4 separate regions of the Homo sapiens genome follow, and regions 2, 3 and 4 are each linked to region 1. A link is a contact called in ENCODE Hi-C or POLR2A ChIA-PET data. All regions are on one chromosome and are shown on one strand. Each heading gives the region's core, a stretch centred on a gene start or an enhancer-like site at or near the end of the contact. The rest is flanking DNA. Distances are from core to core; before and after follow the strand shown. Region 1 holds the start of ZNF136 (zinc finger protein 136). Region 2 holds the start of TNPO2 (transportin 2). Region 3 holds the start of DHPS (deoxyhypusine synthase). Region 4 holds the start of RNASEH2A (ribonuclease H2 subunit A).

Region 1 (2,925 bases), core at 92-2,591:
ATCTGGGAGTGGTGGCGCAAAACTGTGGTCCCAACTACAGGGGAGGCTGAGGCAGGAGAATCGCTTGAACCCAGAAGATGGAGGTTGCAGTGAGCCGAGATCACGTCACTGCACTCCAGCCTAGGCGACAGAGCGAGACTCTTTCAAAACACACAAAAAATTTTCTTTTCTCAATCCTCAATACCAGCATCTGATTGGCTGACCACCAGTGTGTCTCCAAAGGATGGAAACTGGGGTTGGGGGAGGAAAAGCTGAGTGCCCCCAGAGGTTGGCTATTTAGAAGCAGGGTATGCTAGATTTATCCTAGTCCCAGGGCATTCTCCCAGCCTTCTATTTCAACTGTCCTCTAGGAAGACTCACCCAAGACCCAATATTCACTAGATCCTCCAAGAGACTTGGCAGCTGTGGGCAGCTTGAGTCAGCCCCAGACAGTTTTGAAACCCAGAACCAGGAAAAAATAAATAGGAGGGGGCGCTGAAGGCATATCACCCTGTAAAGATTCCAAAGGGGAACCTCAACTCAAAGACATTCTGATGAGGTATCTGTGCATAGAGGAGACAAAAGGACAAGCACAAAGGTTTCTTACAGCGGAGTGTCAAGGCTATGAACAGAAAACAAACCTTGATGAAAGAGTAATCCATTGCTTTGTTGAAAAATAAACAATGAAAGCACAATATCTGAAATGTAGAATATAGGAGAAACGGTTGCTAATGTCGTGAATGGAAGGGGAGAGGTTGGCGTTTGGAAAAGCGAAAAGAGAACAGGAAATTTGGGGATTTACTGCAAGCCCTGGAAACAGCAGGCTGGGGGACAGAGTGAGGATTTGGGACCCTGCATCCCATACACTTAGAAAACTCAGGGAAAAACGGGTGTCCTCTGTGGAGAGAAAAGGAACTGGGAACCTCATACACCACAGCTCCTTCCACGCACAAGTCAGGATTTCCCCCACCCCATGACCCTCGCGTGGGCCCCGCACAATCTGAAGAGACTTGGGTCTTCGGGGCCGGGGCCGCAATCGCGGCACAGGGCGGGACGAGGACGCCCGGGGTCCCGGCTGCCGGCCCAGCCCCACCCTGAGGCCGAGGGTACCAAGGGCTGAGCTGCGCCAGAGGGACTCGGTACGCAGACCCAGAGTCGCCCACGGGAAGGCCCGGGCCGCGCCACAGCCAGTTCCGGTCGTCCAACCAGCCCCTCCTCCCTGTCTCGGGACGCAGGGCCCGACACACTCACCATTTCCTGACTCCCGGGTGTCCCAGCTTCCTCCCTCCGGATCCCAAGGCAGGTACAGGAAACCGCGCCACAGAGACTCCAGGCGAGCCACTCTGGGCCTCTGGGACTAGCGAAGCGAAACCAAGTACGGCAGACGCGAGAAATGAAAATCCCGCGAGAAGGTTGAACGTCTGCAGCTGCGTCCCCGACGGCGCGCCTGATTGGACCGATCGCAGAGCTCCTCCCCGGTGCCCCTGATTGGGTACAGCTTCGGGCTCTGCCCCCTGCATCTTGACAGATGTGAATGACAGGAGATGTGAAGCATAGATGAGTGAAGCGGGAATGAGGGGTCTTGGCCCCAGCCCTCAAACGCAGGGTGGACTTCTTCCCCTCGTCCCCTTCACTGTACTTGGTCTGCGGGGGATGGGGAGATGGGAGATACTTGCATTTTAGCAGAACTTAATCCGGGTTTACCAAAGGAGATACTTCCTGTACTCAGTGGGTCATTTCTTCATCTACCTCTTGCATGAGGAGTCACAGGTGTGCGCAGGGAGTTCCAGGCAGGACTGGAACAGAAGAAAGGGCGTGATATTCCCAGGGATCGGAAATTTGGGATGAGGATATGGGAAGCGTGCCCAAGGCTTTCTCATACCATACCTCTTTATCTCTCTCTATTTTTTACTTTATTTACTTATTTATTACTTTATTTACTTATTTATTACTTTATTTATTTATTTGAGACAGGGTCTAGCTCTGCCACCCAGGTTAGAGTGCAATGGCATGATCATAGCTCACTGCAGCCTCCATCTCCTGGGTTCAAGCGAACCTTCCGCTTCAGTCCCCTGAGTAGTAGAGACTACAGGTACATGCCACCAAGCCCGGCAAATTCTTTAATTTTTTGTAGAGACGGGATTTCGTTTGTTGTCCAGGCTGGTCTTGAACTCCTAGCCTCAAGTGAACCTCCCACTTTCGCCTCCCAAATCAATCTACTCATTTTCACCCAAGAAAATAAAAAACTGCCAACAAGTGAATAAAATTATTAAATACATGGAAAAACAAGTTCTATTTCCGTAATCTGTAAAGAAATCAAAAGGGAAGTAAAGCGAAAATTTGAACTAGCTCAGATAAGCAGGGCACTTCAGAACATTTAAAAAGGAAAAGATGAATTCAGAAGGTAGAACATATTCCCAAGCTTAAGAGTCAGTGACTGCTGAAGTGGAGCCACAGAGTACATTAGACCCTGATGATGAGGCAGGAAACCTAAGGATTTAACTCTGGGAGCTCAACATGCCCTCCTGTCACAGCATCACAATGTGGGAACGCTCCCTCCTTCAATACCTTAATAATTTACACCAGCAGAAAACTCTCACCTGTGGTCAATTTAGGCCCCTTGAAATTCCAACCTCTCTAGCTCATAAACCATTTCTCTGGAACGCTACCTAAATGAGTCTCTAAATATGATCTTTACATATTTTCTTCATATATACAAATTACAGCCTGACTGCAGCAACTCTATACATAGAAAAATCAAGGCCGGGCACAGTGGTTCATGCCTGTAATCCCCAACACTTTGAGAGGCCGAGGCGGGCGGATCACTTGAGGTCAGGAGTTCAAAACCAGCCTGGCCAAGATGGCGAAACCCCGTCTCTACTAAAATTACAAAAATTAGCCGGGCGCCTATAATCCCAGCTTCTGGGGAGGCTGAGGCACAAGAAT
Region 2 (3,182 bases), core at 526-3,025, 560 kb before region 1:
ATACCAGCACTTGGGGAGGCCAAGGCAGGTGGATCACCTGAGGTCGGGAATTCGAGACCAGCCTGACCAACATGGAGAAACCCGGTCTCTACTAAAAATACAAAATTAGCAGGGCGTGGTAGCACATGCCTGTAATCCCAGCTACTCGCGAGGCTGAGGCAGGAGAATCACTTGAACCCGGGAGGCAGAGGTTGTGGTGAGCCGAAATTGCACCATTGCACTCCAGCCTGGGCAACAAGAGCAAAACTCCACCTCAAAATAAAAAAAAAAAAAAAAAAGGAAAAAAGGCCAGGCACGGTGGCTCACACCTGTAATCCCAGCACTTTTTGGGAGGCCAAGGCGGGCAGATCACAAGGTCAGGAGTTCAAGATCAGCCTCGCCAATATGGTGAAACCCTGTTTCTACTAAAAATACAAAAATTAGCTGGGTGTGGTGGCGGGTGCCTGTAGTCCCAGGTACTCGGGAGGCTGAGGCAGAATAGCTTGAATCCCGGAGGCGGAGGTTGCAATGAGCTGAGATCCCACCATTGCACTCCAGCCTGGGCGACAGGGCAAGACAGTGTCTCAAAAAAAAAAAAAAAAAAAAAAAAAAAAAAAAAAAAAGAAAGAAAGAAAGAAATAGGAAAACTGGGCCGGGCACAGTAATCCCAGCACTTTGGGAGGTCGAGGCAGGTGGATCACCTGAGGTCAGGAGTTCAAGACCAGCCTGGCCAACATGGCAAAACCCCATCTCTATTAAAAATGCAAAAAATTAGCCTGGCGTGGTGGCAGGCGCCTGTAATTCCAGCTACTCGGAAGGCTGAGGCAGGAGAATCGCTTGAATCCGGGGGCGGAGGTTGCAGTGAGCCGAGATTGAGCCATTGCACTTCAGCCGGGACAATGAGAGCAAGACACCATCTCAAAAAACAAAAAAACAAAAAAAGCCAGGCGCGGTGGCTCACGCCTGTAATCCCAACACTTTGGGAGGCCAAGGCAGGCAGATCATGAGGTCAAGAAATCAAGACCATCCTGGTCAACATTGTGAAACCCCATCTCTATTAAAAAAAATTAGCCGGGCGTGGTGGCGCATGCCTGTAATCCCAGCTACTCGGGAGGCTGAGGCAGGAGAATCGCTTGAACCCGGGAGGCGGAGGTTACAATGAGCTGAGATCGCGCCACTGCACTTCAGCCTTGTAACAGAGCGAGACTCCGTCTCAAAAACAAAACAAAACAAAACAAAGAAATAGAAAAACAAAAACAACAAAACAACAAAAACCCAAAACCTTGTCCTGATTCAACACTCAAATTCACCAGCTGGAGAGGAAGAAAAAATTCCGTGACCACACAAGGGCCAACAATGTGGACCACACATGCAGCAGGGGCTACTTTGTTCTGCCCCAAGGCTTGCGGAGGGCCGCTGAAAATTTGCCATATTATATGAAGGGGGTGAACCTTAACAAATTGTCTCCTGCATCCCAAACTCGCTCCCCATCTGATCTTTATCTGGGGCAGCCCCCAAATTTGACCAGAAAGCTCTTATCGTTCACACTCGCTCCAGGAACCCCCAAATCCAGCCCCAGCTCCCCAGTCTCACTCTTCTGCTCCCCATGCACCTCGGTTGGTCTAGAGACCCTCCTGCCAATTTGAGTCTCAGCCAAAACCCCAAAGCGCGGCGACCCTGGCGCATGGCAGGACGGGATTTGTAGTTCCAGGGCTTATCGGAGGGTGGGGGAGAGGGAGGCCTTTACGCATGCCTTGGTGGCGGCTTTCTGCACGTGTTTCTCAGCCCAGGTTTCAGTCCAGCGGAACTGGCTACCTCGGAATCCCAACTGCTCCTTTAGGGTGTCTTCCGCGATTCTCCGAGTGGAGTTAGGCGCCTGCCGACACTTCCCTAACCTTGGAGGCCCGGGACTTGATTTTCATGAATGAACGGAGCCGGGACTGACTTTGCCTACGGCAAGTGGGTTGAGATAGCTGTTCCCCTCCTTCAGGCAGGGGCAAAAATTGACCTCTGCCTCTCTCGAGGGTCAAAAAGTTCCTCAGGGCAGGGTGGGTTGTTCTTTGGGATTAGAGCTGGTGAATTCATTAAATATCGGCTTAGGGAGGGGCTGAATACAGTAAAAGAACAGCCTTGAGCCTTGGAGGGTAAAGCCACGTTTTTAAGGAACAATTCAGAGCTGGCCAGGTCATGCTTAACTTGGATGATCTCTAATCGCGCGAACTGCTCTTATACCCATTTGACAAGTGGGGAAACTGAGGCTTCAAGTGGCAGGAGGTCTCCCACTTTGTTATCGGCAGGGCAGGGAGGGGAAACCAAGACGCTACAGGGTCTCCAGCTTTTTACCATCTGCTCCTCTCTCAAGAGAAGGAAAAACGGTGCCCTACTGTCTTCAGACGTCGCAAGGATCAAGAAGATTTCTTTCTTCATGACCCTGCCCTTGCCAGAATTTCCTGCGCTGTTCCACCTCATTCAACTTCAGGTAGGGAAAGGGATTAGGCGTGGTTCAAAGTTTATTTTATTAGTTCATTTCGTTTTATTCAAAAATTTATATCCTTGTGGCTTTTTCATCTCCTTGTAAAAACTATCAAACAGTACTGGAAAATAATGCAAAAAGTGGCAGAGGCTTCTGTAGGAACCCGGCTTGTCTCAGGCACTTACTTTGTCCTGCTTTCTTTCCTTTGTCTCTGGGGTATAAAGAGCACGCTCAGCTCTTTCCTTGCGCACACACAGCGTACTCCTCCCAAGTACCTCTGGATGGGGGAAGGGAGGCACATTTCAATTTTTAGTGGAGGAAGGTGACAAGGAGGGTGCTGGCTCTGGCCGAGGGGTTCCTGGATCCATCACACACAAAGTCCCCACGCGCTACCAAACTCCTGGCTCCAGCTAAAGAGCTTGCGGTCAGGTCAGTGAAAGATGCTGGGAAAACGAGACACTGGGAGGACCGGCTGGCTAGAGAGGCCAAAGAAACGGCAACTCTTTGGTCACGTGACCGGACCTTGTCTCAGCCCGGGTTTCCCAAGTGCCAGGGCACGTGTGAAGGTTGAACCTTCCGATTGGCTCGGCGGGACCAGTTTGAACGGAGTACGGGAGCCGCGGCGGCTCACCTACGGCCGCGTTTTTCTTTTTTTTTTTTCTTTCTTTCTTTTTTTTTTTTTTTTTTTTTTTTAATTCTCTCTCTTTGGCTCCCTCCTTCCGCGCGAGTC
Region 3 (3,028 bases), core at 493-2,992, 520 kb before region 1:
CTGGGCGACAGAGCGAGACTCTGTCTCAAAAAAAAAAAAAAAAAAAAAAGTGACCCTCATAAAAAAATTAGCTGGGCACGATGGTGCACACTAGTCGGAATGCTGGGGTGGGAGGATGACCTGAGTCCGGGAGTCAGAGGTTGCAGTGGGCCGAGATCGCGTCACAGCACTCCAGCCTGGCGACAGAGTGAGACCCTATCAAAAAATAGCAGCAGGCCAGGCGCGGTGGCTCATGCCTGTAATCCCAGCACTTTGGGAGGCTGAGGCGGGCGGATCACGAGGTCAGGAGATCGAGACTACCCTGGCTAACACGGTGAAACCCCGTCTCTACTAAAAATACAAAATATTAGCCGGGCGTGGTGGCCGGCGCCTGTAGTCCCAGTTACTGGGGAGGCTGAGGCAGAAGAATGGCGTGAACCTGGGAGGCGGAGGTTGCAGTGAGCCGAGATCGTGCCACTGCACTCCAGCCTGGGAGACAGCGCAAGACTCTAGCTCAAACAAACAAACAAACAAAACAGCAACAACAACAACAAAACCATCCTCCCCTCCCGAGGGGACAGAACAGAAACGAATGGGCGAGTGCCGGGCCAAGCAGTGGGTCTCCAGCAGGTGGCATTAAAATAGGAATTTTGGCTGGGGACGGTGGCTCACACCTGTAATCTCAGCACTTTGGAAAGCCCAGGCGGGCGGTCACCTGAGGGCAGAACCAGCCTCGCCAACATGGTGAAATGCCATCTCTACTAAAAATAAAAAATTAGCCAGGCCTGGTGGTGGGTGTCTGTAATCCCAGCAACTCGGGAGGCTGAGGCAGGAGAATCGCTTGAACCAGGGGGGCAGAGGTTGCAATGAGTCAAGATTGCACCACCGCACTCCAGCCTGCGTAACAAGAGCGTGTAACTCTTGTCTCAAAAATAAATTAAATAAATAAATAATAAAAATAAAAAAGAATCTTCATTCATGGGAAGTCGAGAACACATGAAAACAAGTAAAGGCCGAAGCGCAGTGGCTCACGCCTGTAATCCCAGCACTTTGGGAGGCTGAGGCGGGCGGATAACCTGAGGTCGGAAGTTCGAGACCAGCCTGACCAACAGGGAGAAACCCCGCCTCTACTAAAAATACAAAATTAGCCGGGCATGGCGGTGCATGCCAGTAGTCCCAGCTACTCGGGAGGCTGAGGCAGGAGAATCGCTTGAACCCGGAATGTGGAGGTTGTGGTGAGCTGAGATCGGGCAATTGCACTCCAGCCTGGGCAACAAGAGCGAAACCCTGTATCAAAAAAAAAAAAAAGAAAAAAAAAGGAAGAAAAGGCCTAAAGGCGCCGGGCGCGGTGGGTCACGCCTGTAATCCCAGCACTTTGGGAGGCCGAGGCGGGCGAATCACGAGGTCAGGAGATCGAGACCAGGTGAAACCCCGTCTCTACTAAAAATACAAAAAAATTAGCCGGGCGTGGTGGTGGGCGCCTGTAGTCCCAGCTACTCGGGAGGCTGAGGCAGGAGAACAGCGTGAACCCGGAAAGCGGAGCTGGCAGTGAGCTGAGATCGCGCCACTGCACTCCAGCCTGGGTGACAGAGCGAGACTCCGTCTCAAAAAAAAAAAAAAAAAAAAAAAGAAAGAAAGGGCCTAAAGGCTCCTCGCGGCTTCCGTATTACGGAACACACGCACAAAAATGGCGGCGACCTGGTTTACAGGGGCTAAAAATGGTCACGTGATAAACCAACTTCCGGTCTTTCGCCCAAAGCACGTTCCCTACTTCCTGTGCTCTTGCGGAGACGCGCGCGTCGGGGTTTAACGCGTTTCTGGGCCGCCGTAAGCCCGGCCTAGGGGCAGCTTTGACTCGAGAGCCGGCTATAGGCGCATGGAAGGTTCCCTGGAACGGGAGGCGCCAGCGGGGGCGCTGGCCGCCGTGCTAAAGCACAGCTCGACGTTGCCGCCCGAAAGCACCCAGGTCCGGGGCTACGACTTCAACCGCGGTGTGAATTACCGCGCACTGCTGGAGGCCTTCGGCACCACCGGCTTCCAAGCAACCAACTTCGGGCGCGCTGTACAGCAAGTCAATGCCATGGTGAGGACCGGGCGGAATTTCTAGGGACGCGGAGGGGCGTGGCTTGTAGAACCAACGCGGTACTAGACGGGGGCAGCGTTTCCAGTGGAGGGGATATGTCTTTTATTTGAGTTGCCCAATAGTTGGAGGAAGGCGGGACCTATTCTGGGCGGGAGTTTCTGTCCTGGGAAGGGGATTTTGCACTCTGGTAGTTACATGCTGGTACGGTAACCTGAGGAGGCGAGGACTGATTCTTGGTGTGGGGGCGGGTTCTAGGTACATTTAAAGCTTTCTGGAATGGGCGGAGCCTGGGGCAAGACAAATTAAGGGAGGATATGGGAGGAGGAGCCTAAGTCTGGGCGGTTCTTGAATTTAGATTTGCTTTTCCCAGCGGGGAAGGGACCGGATCTGAAAGGAGATGCTCTCTGATTCCTAAAAGGGTGGGGGCTGGCTGGGCGCGGTGGCGCATGCCTATAATCCCAGCATTTTGGGAAGCCGAGGCGGGTGGATCAAGAGAAGAGGAGTTCGAGACAAGCCTGGCCAACATGGTGAAACCCTGTCTCTACTAAAATGCAAAAAATTAGCCGGGCATGGTGTTGCGCGCCTGTAGTCCCAGCTACTCGGGAGGCTGAGGCAGGAGAATCGCTTGAACCCGCGAGGTGGAGGTTGCAGTGAGCTGAGATTGCGCCACTGCACTCCAGCCTGGTGACAGAGCGATACTCTGTCTCAAAAAAAAAAAAAAAAAAAGGCCGGGCACGGTGGCTCATGCCTGTAATCTCAGCATTTTGGGAGGCCGAGGCGGGCGGATCACCTGAGGTCGGGAGTTCGAGACCAGCCTGACCAACATGGAGAAACCCCGTCTCTACTAAAATGCAAAAAATTAGCCGGGCATGGTGGTGCGCGCCTGTAGTCCCAGCTACTCGGGAGGCTGAGGCAGGAGAATCGCTTGAACCCGGGAGGTGGAGCTTGCAGTGAGCCGAGATCGCG
Region 4 (3,110 bases), core at 11-2,510, 640 kb before region 1:
TCTCCTGTCTCAGCCTCCTGAGTAGCTAGGATTACAGGCGCCTGCCACCACGTCCAGCTAATTTTTGTATTTTTAGTAGAGACGGGGTTTCACCATGTTGGTCAGGCTGGTCTCGAACTCTTGACCTCCGGTGATCTACCCGCCGCGGCTTCCCAAAGTGCTGCGATTATAGGCGTGAGCCACTGCGCCCTGCCTCCATTTTTGAGTTGGGGGGCTTCCTTTGTCACCCAGGATGGAGTGCTGTGGCATGATCATGGCTCACTGCAGTCTCGAACTCCTGTTTTGTCCCCATTTTATCCTGAGATGACCAAATGGGGACAACTTACAGTTAACTCACCTGGGTGACGTTCACGCCCTGGTCCAATGCATACTGTATAAGCCCAGTGGCTGTATCATGTGACAGGGAGTTCAGGTTGTATTTGACCCTGTGGTGGGGAACAGAGCCCAGTTAATCTCATTCTAGGAACAAAGCTTGGTCAGCCCATGCTGGCTGCCCCTCCCGGGGACCCCTCACCGCCCAAGCATGCTGGTAGAGATGAGGTTTGGAGACAGCACATCCAGCGCCCAGCCGACAAAGTCCGTGTCCTCCATTTTCGCAAACAGCCTTTCCCGCTCGCTCTCCAATAGGGTCTTTGAGTCTGGGAGGAGGTTTGGAAGAGAAGGGGAACAGCTGGTTCTCCCAGTTCCTGCCCTCCCCTTTCAGTTCTCACCTGCCCCTGCACATACCCAGGAATCCCTTCCCCAGACGCACACCTCGGGCTCACCTGCCACTTTCAGCGCCTCCAGATCTGCCAGGCGAGGCAGGGGACAATAACAGATGGCGTAGACCATGGGGCCTGGGGAGAAGGGGTGTCAGTTTTCTGGCAGCCGGGGTCCAATCACTGAGCCCGTGAAAGTTGCCATTCATCCCTGTTCTATCATCACTGCTTCTTTAGGTGCCATCACCACGACCACATCCCCTCCCTTGGTGCAGTGCAATCCCGACTCCCGTTTCCCGCATCCTCCGTACCACGCCCCTCCCCTCCCTGGCCCTAGGGGCGCACCCAGCACGGGGCCCCTGCCCGCCTCATCGACGCCCAGGACGCAAGGCTCCTTGCGGCACACCGCGGGCACAGGCGAACTCAGGCGACAGCGGCCTGTATTGTCTCTCTCCAGCTCGCTGAGATCCATGCCGCCTCAGCCGCCACCACCAGCTGCAAGAACTAATACTGCAGGAGCGGGTCTCGGCGCGCGTTTTCCGCGGGCCTCGAAGCGGCGCCTGCTTCCGGCCAATCCGCGGGCAGAACACGCCCCTGGCGCTCCCGCCGCCGTGGACGCTTACGCAGCCGACGCCGACGTCGCTGCCGTGCGCCCTCCTGGGAATTGTAGTCCCGAAGGGCTATGGCCGAACACTCAGCTTGGGGAATTCGGTGGACGGGGTCACTTTGCAAGCTCTGCTTCACGGTCTCTGGGGCCCCGCCTGCGTGGCCCGGTGGGAAGAGGGGGAAATAAGAGGGAAACTGAGACGTAGCTTCGAAGACCCAGCCTAACGGGGAACTAGAGAGTCAAATATCACCCCACTCCCAGGACACGGGTCACCGCATCACTGGGTCCCCAACTGCCACTTGGATTCAGGCCCTGTACTTGCGGTCCCTGCTTCTGTACACATTCTAAGTCCCCTGGACCAGGTAGCCCCGCTTCCACTAAACCCAGGCTTTTGGATTTGGAGTCCCCAAACTCCCTCTCTTGGTTGCTCCCTTCGGCCCACCTCCACTCCGTGCAAGATCTGTGCTTCCTAACCTCTGTCTCATTCAGGCCAAGCCTTCCCCACCCCCGTTGGAGATCACAGACCTCGGTGGACTCCTGCTCAGGGTCTCTGCTCCCTATAGAAGCTCATTCCTCCCAACTTAGAATGAATGTCCCCACCCCCACCCCTCGACCCACTTTTTTTTTTTCTTTTTTTTTTTTTTGAGACAGAGTCTCGCTCTTGTCGCCCAGGCTGGAGTGCAATGGCGCCATCTCCGCTCACTGCAAGCTCCGCGTCCCGGGTTCACGCCATTCTCCTGCCTCAGTCTCCCGAATAGCTGGGACTACAGGCGCCCGCCACCACACCCGGCTAATTTTTTGTACTTTTTAGTAGAGATGGGGTTTCACCGTGTTAGCCAGGTTGGTCTCGATTTCCTGACCTTGTGATCCGCCCGCCTCGGCCTCCCAAAGTGTTGGGATTGCAGGCGTGAGCCACCGCACCCGGCCTTCTTTTTTTTTTAGACAGGGTCTCTCTCTGTTGTCCAGGCTGGAGTGCAGTGGCGCGATCTTGGCTCACTGCAACCTCCACCTCCTGGGCTGACGCGATCCTCCCACCTCAGTCTCCCAAGCAGCTGGACTACAGGTGCACACCACACCACCATGCCCGACTATTTTTGGTATTTTTTGTAGAGACGGGGTCTCATTATGTTGCCCAGGCTGGCTTCAAACTCCTGGGCTCAAGCGATCCGGTCGCCTCAGCCTCCCAAAGTGTTGGGATTACAAGCCTGAGCCAGCCACAGTGCCTGGCATCCACCACTTCTATTCCCTGGGCTCACTGGGGCTCATGTCCTCTGCCTGTGGGTTCCCGCCCCTTACCAGGCTCATGCCCCTTCCTCAGGGTCCTAGTTCATTGTCTCTTTATCTCCTTTTACTCCTCTTCGCCTCCCCCTCCACTTTTTTTTTTTTTTTTTTTTTTTTTTTTTTTTTGAGACAGGATGTTACTCTGTTGCCCAGGCTGGATAGCAGTGTAGCGATCTCGGCTTATTGTAACCTTTGCCTCCCAGGCTCAAGCGATCCTTCCTCCCCATCGTACCGAGTAGCTGGGACCACAGGCATGTGCCGCCACGCTCATCTAACTTAAATGTTTTTGTTTGTTTGTTTGTTTGGTTGGTTTTTTTTGAGACAGAGTCTCGCTCTGTCGCCCAGGCTGGAGTGCAGTGGCGCGATCTCGGCTCACTGCAGGCTCCGCCTCCCGGGTTCATGCCATTCTCCTGCCTCAGCCTCCCGAGTAGCTGGGACTACAGGCGCCCGCCACCGCGCCCAGCTAATTTTTTATATTTTTAGTAGAGACGGGGTTTCACCGTTTTAGCCAGGATGGTCTCGAT

What was found. Hi-C counts contacts between places; a loop is a spot of excess contacts on that map. ChIA-PET counts read pairs that join two places held with the same protein, here RNA polymerase II (POLR2A). Pooled maps may share reads with other maps.
Region 2: a map of CD8-positive, alpha-beta T cell shows a loop between it and region 1 (8-fold over the local background). The contact joins the promoter of TNPO2 here to the promoter of ZNF136 in region 1. A Hi-C loop is called at or near these places in 1 of 168 maps with a recorded cell type or tissue (CD8-positive, alpha-beta T cell) and 6 of 50 pooled maps. POLR2A ChIA-PET finds 5 or more read pairs at or near these places in 3 of 52 experiments (H1, activated CD8-positive, alpha-beta memory T cell and activated naive CD8-positive, alpha-beta T cell).
Region 3: a loop to region 1 is called in a map with no recorded cell type, with 7 times the contacts of the local background. The contact joins the promoter of DHPS here to the promoter of ZNF136 in region 1. A Hi-C loop is called at or near these places in 1 of 168 maps with a recorded cell type or tissue (transverse colon), 1 of 37 single-sample maps with no recorded cell type and 7 of 50 pooled maps. POLR2A ChIA-PET finds 5 or more read pairs at or near these places in 3 of 52 experiments (B cell, HEK293 and activated CD4-positive, alpha-beta T cell).
Region 4: a pooled map shows a loop between it and region 1 (5-fold over the local background). The contact joins the promoter of RNASEH2A here to the promoter of ZNF136 in region 1. A Hi-C loop is called at or near these places in 1 of 168 maps with a recorded cell type or tissue (GM11168), 3 of 37 single-sample maps with no recorded cell type and 4 of 50 pooled maps.

The regions. Positions count from the first base shown.
Region 1 is chr19:12,161,512-12,164,436 of GRCh38, reverse strand. ZNF136 (zinc finger protein 136) reads right to left here and starts at 1,341. Exons shown (of 4, transcript NM_003437.5): 1 at 1,231-1,341. The coding sequence starts at 1,233. RefSeq lists enhancers at 1,241-1,400, 1,411-1,500.
Region 2 is chr19:12,722,525-12,725,706 of GRCh38, reverse strand. It overlaps TNPO2 (transportin 2), which reads left to right and starts at 1,775. Exons shown (of 26, transcript NM_001382241.1): 1 at 1,775-1,938; 2 at 2,342-2,458. RefSeq lists enhancers at 1,388-2,004, 2,005-2,623, 2,676-2,825, 2,624-3,182.
Region 3 is chr19:12,680,594-12,683,621 of GRCh38, reverse strand. DHPS (deoxyhypusine synthase) reads left to right here and starts at 1,742. Exons shown (of 9, transcript NM_001930.4): 1 at 1,742-2,062. The coding sequence starts at 1,856. RefSeq lists enhancers at 1-521, 1,045-1,567, 1,633-1,927, 1,568-2,091 and cis regulatory regions at 1,451-1,985, 2,011-2,511.
Region 4 is chr19:12,804,734-12,807,843 of GRCh38, reverse strand. RNASEH2A (ribonuclease H2 subunit A) reads right to left here and starts at 1,260. Exons shown (of 8, transcript NM_006397.3): 1 at 1,044-1,260; 2 at 765-836; 3 at 515-638; 4 at 338-425. The coding sequence starts at 1,170. RefSeq lists enhancers at 1,157-1,206, 1,407-1,536 and a cis regulatory region at 981-2,013.